Linked DNA regions of Mus musculus: region 1 is linked to region 2. Evidence: chromatin loops called from intact Hi-C (ENCODE). Cell type or tissue: heart. All regions are shown on one strand. Each heading gives the region's core, and the rest is flanking DNA. Links, peaks and the distances in the headings are about the cores only. Region 1 overlaps Nup98 (nucleoporin 98). Region 2 holds the start of Rhog (ras homolog family member G).

Region 1 (5,376 bases), core at 91-5,090, 59 kb after region 2:
GTTTATATGTAGCTAGCATAGAACTTTACTGAGTGACTACAGTTTATCTACATAACTTGTTTTCTTCCCCTCCATCTCTTCAGGAGGATTATTTGGTACCAGTTCATTTAGCCAGCCAGCAACCTCCACAAGCACTGGGTTTGGGTTTGGCACATCAACAGGAACATCAAATAGCTTATTTGGAACTGCAAGTACCGGGACCAGTCTTTTCTCATCCCAGAACAATGCATTTGCACAAAATAAACCAACTGGCTTTGGGAGTAAGTAGGACACTATTCTTTGGGCTTGTACTTCTACTAGTTTAATATTTGATTTGTTTGCTGAATGTGTTCTCTTTGCTCTATGTTTACTTATCTCCTTTCCCACCAAGTGGTCAAAACCAAGAAATAGAAGAACCTGAAAGTGTATTGAGTTTAGTAGACTAGAAAAGAGGGCAGTAAATATAGCAGTTCCTAGACATCTAGGGCTAAACAGAGAAACACTGTTTAAAAAAAATACACACACACAATAAAACAGACAGAGAGATGTGTCTGACCTAGAAAGGCCTCCTGGCCTGTGTCTCACATTTACAACGAAGAGATTAGAGCAGAAGGAATGAGAAATACTGCTTAATTACTCCTCTACTTTTTGCTCATTGCAGATGTTGTTGACTTTGTAAATCTATATGTCGCCAGTGGCTATTTCTCTATATAGTACTTTAAGGCAGCCACTAACTGCCCTATGAGGTGATACTGTTTATGTGACAAGAGCACAGTAATATACAAGTGGCTAAGCAACCAACATTTTTGAAAGGTAAAACTGTAGGGATTTTGAAAAAAAAAAAGAACAAACTTTTTCTTGGTGTGTCTGAGTGAGGCAAAGTCTCATGTAGACCAGGGTAGCCTCAAACTCCTGCATCTACTTCCCTAGTGTTGTTATGACAGGTTTATGTCACCATTTCTGGAAGGATGTTGAAATATTTAAACATGCCACATAGAATGCAATCTTTTTTGTTTGTTCGGGGTTTTTGTTGTTGTAGTTGCTTTTGTTTTTGTTTTGTTTTGTTTTTTGAGACAACGTTTTTCTGTGTAGCCCTGGCTGTTCTGAAATCCATTCTGTTGATCAGGTTGAAAATCCAAAAAGAGATAGTCCTACCAACTTTAAACTATATATTTAGGATCAGAGTTCCTTGGAAGTGATAATTTACTAATAAGAAATCAAAATGCTCATAATGCTTATAACTTAACATTAAGTATTAGCAGGCAAGATTTTCCTTGTTTACTGACATTTCTATTAAAATATGTATAACGTCTCATATTTTAAAAACATAGTGTTGGGGCTGGGTCTTCAGAGGACCCAGGTTCAATTCCTAGTCTCCACATGGCAGCTTACAACTGTTTGTAACTCTAATTCCAGGGGATCCAGTATCCTTGGACAGACATACATGCAGACAAAATCCCAATGCACATAAATAAAAATAAGTCATTTTAAAAAATGAGAATTTTATTTTCTTTCTTTCTCTGTTTGACTGCCTTGTCTTGCCTTGCCTTGTTTTTTTTTTTTTTTTTTTTTGCTTCTCTTCTCTTCTCTTCTCTTCTCTTCTCTTCTCTTCTCTTCTCTTCTCTTCTCTTTTTTTTCTTTCCAGGCCTCAAACTCAGCATCTGCCTGCCACTGTCTCCTGATTGCTGAGATTCATGTATGCCACTACATCTGACAGTCATTAGTGCTTGCTTTTGTATAATGATATCTCCCCATCTCTCACTTTTATTTTCTTTCTCTTTTTTTTGGTTCTTCAACACAGGATTTCTCTGTGTAACCCTGGCTGTCCTGGAACTCACACTGTAAACCAGGTTGTCCTCGAACTCAGAAATCAGCCTGCCTCTGCCTCCCGAGTGCTGGGATTAAAGGCGTGCACCATCACTGCATTTTTGGTTTTGGTTTTTGGTTTTTGGTTTTTTGGTTTTTTAGATAGAGTGGTTCTGAATGACCCTAAACTTCTGATCCTTGTGTCTCTGCTTCTTGAGGACTGGGTTGTAAGTACAGATACCATATCTAGCTATAACTTTGTTGAGATAGAGTCTTATGTAGCACTGGCTGTTCTGGAACTCATTGCATAGAGCAGGCTGGCCTCAAACTCACAAAGGTCTATCTGTCTCTGCCTCTACTGAGATTATAGGTGTGGGCCACTATGCATGGCTAGAGAATACTATTTCTATATTAGTTTCTTCTTGGATTTTTGAGACAGTGTCTTTGTAGTCTCAACAAGCCTGGAATTCGCTATGTAGTTAGTCCAGGCTAGTACTGAACTGAGTGCAGCCCTTCCTACTTAGCCTCCCAAGTATTTGGATTACAATCCTGCTTCTGAGTTAGTTTCTGTAAAATAGCTAACAGTGCCCTCTGATGGTAAGTTTTTCCAGGGGTTGTTAACCTATCTATGCTTGATTGCTCCAATAGGACCACTTTACATATACAATATTTTGGTAATGTGTGGGTATATGAAATAATATATCTAAATAAAAGCATAATGCTGTTGTGATGTCTGTTGTGATGTTTTCAGAAAAACAGCTTCATTCAGCACTCTTTCATTCTTAGTAAGAAAAGGAGAAATGAGATGAAATATACATGTGAAGTAAAATGTTTCTTTTTAGTTTTGTCTGTAATATCTAAAAACTACATAAACATTTATTTAGCTAACCAATGGTTTTGGAATTGTTACCTTTGAAAGTTGTAACCGGGAAGCACATGTCATATGAAATAGAGCTTAAATCTGTTTCCTCGGGAGAAATGAAGAGTACTTGACAATGTGACAGCAGTGCTGCTTTACTCTAACCTGGCCTGCTTTCAAGGTGTGTTAACATTTAGTTGTTTGCTATTTAATTCTTGTTTTTCTAATTTACAGATTTTGGAACCAGTACTAGCAGTGGAGGACTCTTTGGAACTACAAATACCACCTCTAATCCTTTTGGTAGCACATCTGGCTCCCTTTTTGGGCCAAGTAGTTTTACAGCAGCACCTACAGGAACTACCATCAAATTTAATGTATGTATTTTCTTCCATATTTAATATTTAATTTTCTTCCATATTTCATATTTAATTTAATGTATATTTTTCCCCATTTGTGTATTTCTTTGTAGAATGATCAGATTGCTCCTATCTCCGGTAATACATATCACATTTTTGCTTTTAAAAAATTAATTTTTTTGTTTTGTTTTGTTTTTTCGAGACAGGGTTTCTCTGTATAGCCCTGGCTGTCCTGGAATTCACTCTGTAGACCAGGCTGGCCTCGAACTCAGAAATCCGCCTGCCTCTGCCTCCCGAGTGCTGGGATTAAAGGTGTGTGCCACCATGCCCGGCAAAATAAGATTTTTTATTTTGAGTTTATGTGTATGAATATTTGTTAGTGTTAGAACCTAGCATGTAGGTCCTAACACTTACCAAAACAGGAAACTAATCCATCAAAGACCTGGCCCATAATTCCAGGATCCAGGAAAATCCTTTAAATGAATTAACCTTGCTTTTTGACTAATTTAGTTTTTACTTCTTAGTAACTCTCCTAACTGAATTGTATGTCAACCAGGATGCAGTTTTTATGCAAAAAAGACAGACAGGTGAGGCTTGGAGCTGCTTGATTTGGGCAAGTTCGCCATGCAGTCACTAGTGGGCAATACAGTCTATTCTGTGTTTATTCTCTGATGAAATTACCTTGCAACACCTGGACTCTCTGCAAGAGCAGCTAGTACTCTTAACTGCTGAACCATCTCTCCAATCCCTAGTTTGGCTCTTTGTCTTTAAAATGTATTAAAAAACTTTTAGATTGGGTATGGCAGATGACTTTAAAATCCCAGCACTTGAGAGGCAGAGTCAGGTGTAGCTCTGTGAATTTAAGGCCAGCATGAATAGCAAATTCTAGGCCTGTCAGGGTTGTGTAGTAAGACTTTGTCTCAAAAATAACCGGTTTTGATGTTTCTTTGTTTTGTCTTTTAATTTTATGTGTATGGGTGTTTGAACTACATGTATATACATGTACCTTGTGTATGCAGTGCCCAGAAAGGCCACAAGAGCCTTCATCCTCTGGAACTGGAGTTACAACATGTGGGTGCTGGGGATTGAACCTGGGTCCTTTGGAAAAGCAATTAGTGTTCTTTTTTTTTTTTCTTTTTTTTCCTCAGAGCTGAGGACTGAACCCAGGGCCTTGTGCTTGCTAGGCAAGTGCTCAACTACTACTGAGCTAAATCCTCAACCCCTTAGATTTATTTATTTTACATACGTGAGTACACTGTCATTCCCTTCAGACACACCAGAAGAGGGCATTGGATCCCATTACAGATGGTTGTGAGCCACCATGTGATTGCTGGGAATTGAACTCAGGACCTCTGGAAGAGCAGTCAGTGCTCTTAATCACTGAGCCAACTCTCCAGTTCCCCTACAGATGATTTTTAGCTACCATGTGGGTTGCTGGGAATTAAACTCAGGACCTCTGGAAGAGCAGCCAGTGAGTGCTCTTAACTGCTGAGCCATTGCTAGTCCCCCCCACCCCATCCTGGGGTGGGAGGGATAATTTTTTAAAATCGTACTAATGACACTGTGTAGTGACTGTACACGCCTTTAGTCTCAGGAGACAGAGGCAGGCTGATCTCTGAGTTCCAAGGCCTGCCTGGTCTACAGAGCAAGTTCCAGGACAGCAAGGGCACCACAGAGAAAGAAGTCTTGTCTCCAAAAACAAACAAACAAAAAGTAGTTAATGGTTTTATAGGACTAATGAGTTGGCTCAGTGGTAAAGGCCTAATAACTGAGTTTGGTCTTTGGCACCCATATGGTAGAGGACAGAACTGCAAGTTGTCCTTTGATCCCTTTGCAGACAAGCAGAATAGTTAAAAAAAGAAAAATTACATACGTAATTAGTATGTATACAGGAAATGTGAAACATACATCTACTTTTTGTTGTCATTGTGGGGATTTAGCCAAAGTCTCATATATGGTAGGTGAGCACTTTATCACTGAGCTGTCTCCAGCATGAAACATATAGGTTATGATGTATATTAAGATTATTCTTTTTTTAATGGATATTTGTTTGCATTTCAAATGCTATCCCCTTTCCTGGTTTCCCCTCTGCAAACCCCCTTCCCTATCCCCTCTTACCCTGCTTCTATGAGAGTCCTCCCCCACCCATCCACTCCTGCCTCACTGCTCTAGCATTCCTCTACACTGGGGCATCAAGCCTTCACAGGACCAAGGGCCTCCCCTCCCACTGATGCCAGATAAATCCCCTCAGCTCCTTCAGTTCTTCCACTGGGGTGCCTGTGCTCAGTCAGATGGTTGGCTGCAAGCATCTGCATATGTATTGGTCAGGATCTGGCAGAGTCTCTCAGGAGACAGCTGTTATCAGGCTCCTATCAG
Region 2 (5,376 bases), core at 235-5,234:
TATTTATTTATTTATTTATTTATATACTTATTTATGTATGTATTTAGTTATATTTTATGTATATGAATATTTTTGCCTGCATGTGATGTGTGTATGTGCATCATGTGTGTGCCTGGTACCTTCAGAGTTCAGAAGACAGCATCAGATCCCCTGGAACTGGAGTTCCATGTGGGTATGAGAACCTGGGTCCTCTGCAATGGCAGCAAGTACCCTTAATCCCTGAGTCCTCCAGCCCTCTCTAGCCCTCGGGTCTCTTTTTTCCTAATAATATCAGAATAGGGTCTTGCCTGTCCCCTCTACTTCGTTGTTAGAATGTAAAATTATGCCAGGCAGCAAACAGATTACAATGAATATGCACTGAGGGGGCTGAGGAGAGATGACTCAGATGGTATAGTGCTTGTGAAAGCATAGAGACCTGAGTTCAAATCTCTCTAGCACCCAGGTATGCATAGCACAATGGTGTACACTGCATTCCCAGTCCTGGGGAGTAGGAGACAGGAGGATCCCTGCACTGGCTAGCCACCCAGCCTAGCCCAACTGAAGGTAGAAAGTGATTGGGGAAGACACCTACACACACACACTGAATTGAAGGGATGAGTGCAATAGTGTGACTGGCCAAAGGCCCTTATACATCACCACCATGATTTGAATTTTATCAGCTCTATTTTCTAACGTGTATAGTCTACCTCATCCCCACTCCCCCCCAACCCCCCCACCCCCCAAAAAAACTTTCAGAGACAGAGGTTGGCATTTAAGGTCAGCCACAGCTCATCAGGTGTGGGAGCTTAACCACATGAAACAAAAAACAAAAACAAATAAACAACTTCCCTATGTTCTGTTATTTCTAAATATCCAGGTTCTGTGGGTACCTCAGTTGTCTGTAAACTTATGACATATACCACTTACACAAACTCACCTGGTTAGGAAAGCTCATGAAAGACTAAGAAAAAGACTATGGCATGAACTTTCTTCAGTTTAGATTCTCCTCCTCTAAGAAGTCTTTCCATATGGCTCCACCTTTCTGCCTATCCTGTCTATCCTGCCTTATTGACCCTTCTCACATCTGTGACTCCAAAGTGGCTCCAAATCATCTGGATGCCGATGACCGTACACATATTAGTGATTTATTGAAGCAATTTCATTCCACAGATGTTTACTGAACACAAATGTGTGCTCAGACCTGCCTGTGCCAGGCCCAGTGGGTGGACACAGAGATGAATCAGATTCAACCTCAAAGGACTTAGCAGTTGGTAGAGGAGACAGACATTAGACACAGATACAATTTACTAGATCTCAAAACAGGATGACCTAAGTGATATTAAGGAACTATGAGCAATATGCTACATGCATAAACTTCAATTACTTAATTATTATTCTCAAGAGTGCATCACAGAAGGTCAGAGCCAAAGGGTATCATCTGCTCCAACCCCTTGTTTTCCAGTGGGGGAAGCTGAGACTCAGAAATGGGTAAGGTCGTGGCCTAAGATTGTTCTAGTCTGACTGGCAGAGTCCAGAGTTCAGGGTCTTCTGAAACTTAGTCCTAGGATTTTTAACTCCTCCACTGGATGCTTCAGATCGAATAGTTCTATATTCCATCAGACAGATATCTGAGAAAGTTCTCCCTCCTGGACAAAGGTGAGGCAAACCCAAGGCATTCAGAGCTCAGGAGACAGAGTGTGATCCCAGGTTGCCAACCCAGTCTTTCAATCTATTTTTACCCCATGTTCTTTCCACCCTGTTCCTACCACGATGCCCCTCAATTGATTCTCAAACAAACATGCTATTGCTTGTGGTGTTGGGGTACAGGCCTAAACACATGATAAGCAAGCATGCTATCTATCACTGAGCCTAATTTTCAATTTTTTTTCAGGTTTTTCTTTTTTTTGTTTGGGCTTTTGTTTGTTTGTTTGCTTGTTTTTTGTTTTTTTGTTTGTTTGTTTGTTTTGTTTTTTTTAGACCAGGTTTCTTTGTGTAGCCTTGGCTGTCCTGGAATGTAGACCAGGCTGGCCTTGAACTCGGGAACTTTTTATTTATTAAGGTAGGTAAGGTCTTATATAGTCCAGGCTGGCCTCGAACTTCTGAACCTCCTGCCTCCACCTCTGGAATGCTGAGATTACAAACGTGCTACCACACCTGGCTTGGAACGTATTTTTAATAGCTTCATTGAAGTCACTTGAATCTGATCCTGTTATTTTGGGGATTTACAAACCTCACTTAAGGACCCTGTTATTTTTGGGACTCACAAACCTCTTCCCATTAAATACCAAACACTAGTTCTGCCCTCCCAAATTTCCCCTAGCCCCTCCAATTTATTCTCTTCCCATTGGGAGGAATTTGCCTAAGGGCCAAAGAAGAAGTAAGGGGTCCACAAACTGCCTGTGCGATGAGAACAGGCTTCTGGAATCTGAGAACACTCGTTTAGTCAGTCACTGACCAGCCTGAGTTTGATTGTCCTAACTTGACTTTCTATACAGTACCACAGCACGGATACCTATTCTGTAATCTTCACATCCTCTGGGTGGAGAAATTTTTTTTGTTGATTTTACCAAAACAAAACAAAACAAAAAACTGATACTTGGAAACATTAAACTACCTGTCAGACCTGATCCACTTTATTTGGAGGTCCTCTGTAAGACGGGGTGTTTATCTTGTGTTGTTTTCACTGTACCTTGCGGAGCTCTGCACGTGGTAGAGCACCCAGAAAGTTGTTAAAAGAATCAAGACTGTGGATTCTCCAGGAAAACTGCGCCCAAGGCCTGGGTTAGAAGCACCAGAGGGCGCCCTCGAGGCCGTCCACTCGCCGGTCTCCAGGGCCCAAGCCGGACCTCAGGCCTGGGCGCGGTCCTACCGCTCCAAACAGCCGCGCGCCAGGGCGAGATCAGGGAACAAGAAGAGCCCCACGTCTTCCCACGCCCCGCCCCCTCCCCAGGGCCCCGCGGAGCTGCGAGGTGCGGAACCACGACACGACATCCTGTTTTGGGGGCCCGCGCGGCTCCGCCTGCATCTCTGCTGATCACGTCTTTTCCCGGGGTGCTGACGGCAGCTGCCCTCCCCCCACCTCTGTCTCCCCACCCTCCCCAGGGGTCTGGGACCTTCCCACTGCTGAATCACCACCACCCAGCATTCTCCCAAGGCTCAGGGCAGGGGTGGGGACTGCCCCAGCCTGACCCATTCCGGCTAACCCCTAGCCAGCCGCGGCTACCTCTAGATTCCCGGGCTGAGCGGAAGGCATTTCTCAGCCTTCCCGCGGAGGCTGCGGGGCGGGGAGTGAGATACTAGGAAGAGAACAAATGCCCAGCGCCTAGCTTAGGGCCCCTGCTGGGGGGTGGGGGGGAGATGCCAAGTGAAAGCGGGGAGACCTGACCTTGAGAGGCCAGACTCAAGGGGTCTCAGGGCTCACGGGGCGAAGAGTGGAGAGAAGCAGGGTGTGCGGGACTGTGCGGAGGGCAAAGCTTGCAGAAAACCCGAGGCTGGAGGGTGGGGGAGGCCTCCGACTTCCTAGTCCGCCCCGCCCCGGCCGGCCCGCCCCCGCGCCCCGCCCCGGCCCTGCCGGCCCGGCCCCCACCCCCCCACTTCCTCCGGCCTCCAGTTCTCACTTCCTTCTTGAGCCCAGAGCCGCCGCCGCCGCCCCCAGCTCCCCCGCCGCGGGGAGGGCACCAGGTGAGGCCCGGGTCGAGCCCGTCGGGCAGGGGTCCTGGGAAGAGGAGTTCAAGCTGGCCCGGACTGGGTACCCGGGAGCCGGGAAGTTTGCAGGAGGGAGGCCGAGGGCGGGAGGTTTTCGTTCACTGCAAGTTGGGCGGGCGCGGCAGGCCGGGCGGGGACAGCGGCCACCGCGACCCGATCGCTGGTGGCCGGGTTGAGGGTGGGATCCGAGGGACAGCGCGAGCTCCTGCTGTCCGCGAGGGACCACTGAGATCCGAACCGTGAGAGGCTCGGAAGTGGGAAAGCGCTGAGCTGTGAGGCTGGGACTCTGCGGTGGGGTGCCCTCAGAAGTTGTGGGGCTGTTCAGTAGTGTGTGAAAGGAAAGGGCCTCTGGGCTGCAGAAGGCGCGCTCTCTGCTCTGCAGTTGTGACATTTGTGAGGCTGGGGTTGGGGGTGGGGGGCGGTGTCTGAGGCCTCTGAAGTCTCACCCGGGAAGGTCGGAGCCAGTCCATAGCTGCTACACTGTTGCTGCTGAGGACTCGGTGGGGGAATCCCCATTCCCTCTCTGTATTTTTCTGAGCCAACCTCTTTATTCCTGTCCCATACAACAGCGGGTATTTAGTGAACACGTCTGTTGTGTCTATCAGACTCAATCTGGCCTTTTTTATTTTGAGGATAAACTGAGGAAGGAAAGGGCCACTATACCGATAGTCACTGACAACTTCCATGACTTTGAGAGGCAGCTGGAGTACTGGCTTTCGGTAATGATTGAGAGCTCTTAACGTCTTCTCCCTCACCTGAACTCCCCATACTGTCTTCCACATTCGCCATAGTGTCGACCACATTCGCCTCCTTCCGGCTCTTCCCCCAACCACATAGATGTACCCAGGCCCTGATCTCGCATTTACCCTGCCCTGCCTGTTGTTCAGCCTCTGACTACCACACACATATCTCCCCATTTTGTTTCTATCTTCCCTGCCGCCCTCAGTCCGTCTCCTTCCCTTGGTCTGTAATCTAGCTTTGGTGTCAGAAACTGCTTTAAACTTGCTGAGTTTGAGAGCCTTTTTCAAACGTCTTTAGCTTAGAGATGCTGGCTGCAACCTCCCGATGATGGAGATGATTAAACATGTGCACACGCCCGTGAACATGCAAGTTTTGGTGTTCTTTATCTCTTAGAGACAAAATAACTGCCCTCAGCCTTGAGAAGGCCCAGAGCAGAAGCCGGCAGAATGAAGGGAACCTGCGGTGGGTGACACTGTGGTTAGGCAAGGGGAAGCAGTCTGTAGCAGGCAGGGTTGGGTGACACAAGAATAAGATTAGTGAGAAAGTCCATGGGAAATCAAACTACCCTGATTCTTAGGAAGGCAGCCTAGGAGTGTGTGTGTAGTGGTGTGTTGTGTGGGAGGGGGGTCAGGGGGAACTAGCTTTAAGGTTCCTGTCTCCTAGCACTTACTGGTTCCAACCAGTGGGGAGAGTAGGTTGGGCCATTTGGCCTGCTAGGAAAAGGAAGGGGGCAGAGGCAAGATTCTGGAGGGAAAAGTGCTACGAGTCTAACTTAAGTCTCTACTGGTTTTTAAATTTTGATCAGGAAGGGGATGTGAGGCAAGGTGTTTGTCTTTCGTCCCTGGTGCTTGGTGGGAACTGCAGAGGTTGGGTATCTACATTTTCTGATGTGTATCAGAGCCTTGACTGGGAGTTGTGCTGACCCTCCTGTCTTTAAGCATCCTTGATGTT

The links. Peaks named below come from ENCODE experiments on the same cell type or tissue, not always from the same donor. Only the 100,000 strongest peaks of a DNase experiment are listed, where the experiment ranks them.
Region 1: a loop joins it to region 2, with 8 times the contacts of the local background. A loop is called at or near these places in 7 of 42 quality-filtered maps.

Annotation. Positions count from the first base shown.
Region 1 is chr7:102,189,545-102,194,920 of GRCm38, reverse strand. It overlaps Nup98 (nucleoporin 98), which reads left to right. Exons shown (of 33, transcript NM_001287164.1): 4 at 84-260; 5 at 2,879-3,018. Among named protein-coding and RNA genes, the nearest start is that of Nup98, 18 kb to the left of the region's middle. In heart, for the core only: a CTCF peak has its summit at 2,387 (motif pointing left); no DNase peak of the experiment used is centred there.
Region 2 is chr7:102,248,329-102,253,704 of GRCm38, reverse strand. Rhog (ras homolog family member G) reads left to right here and starts at 3,587. Exons shown (of 2, transcript NM_019566.3): 1 at 3,587-3,660. In heart, for the core only: a CTCF peak has its summit at 2,770 (motif pointing right); DNase peaks (open chromatin) are centred at 2,934, 3,594 and 4,884; H3K4me3 peaks cover 3,024 bases; H3K27ac peaks cover 2,950 bases.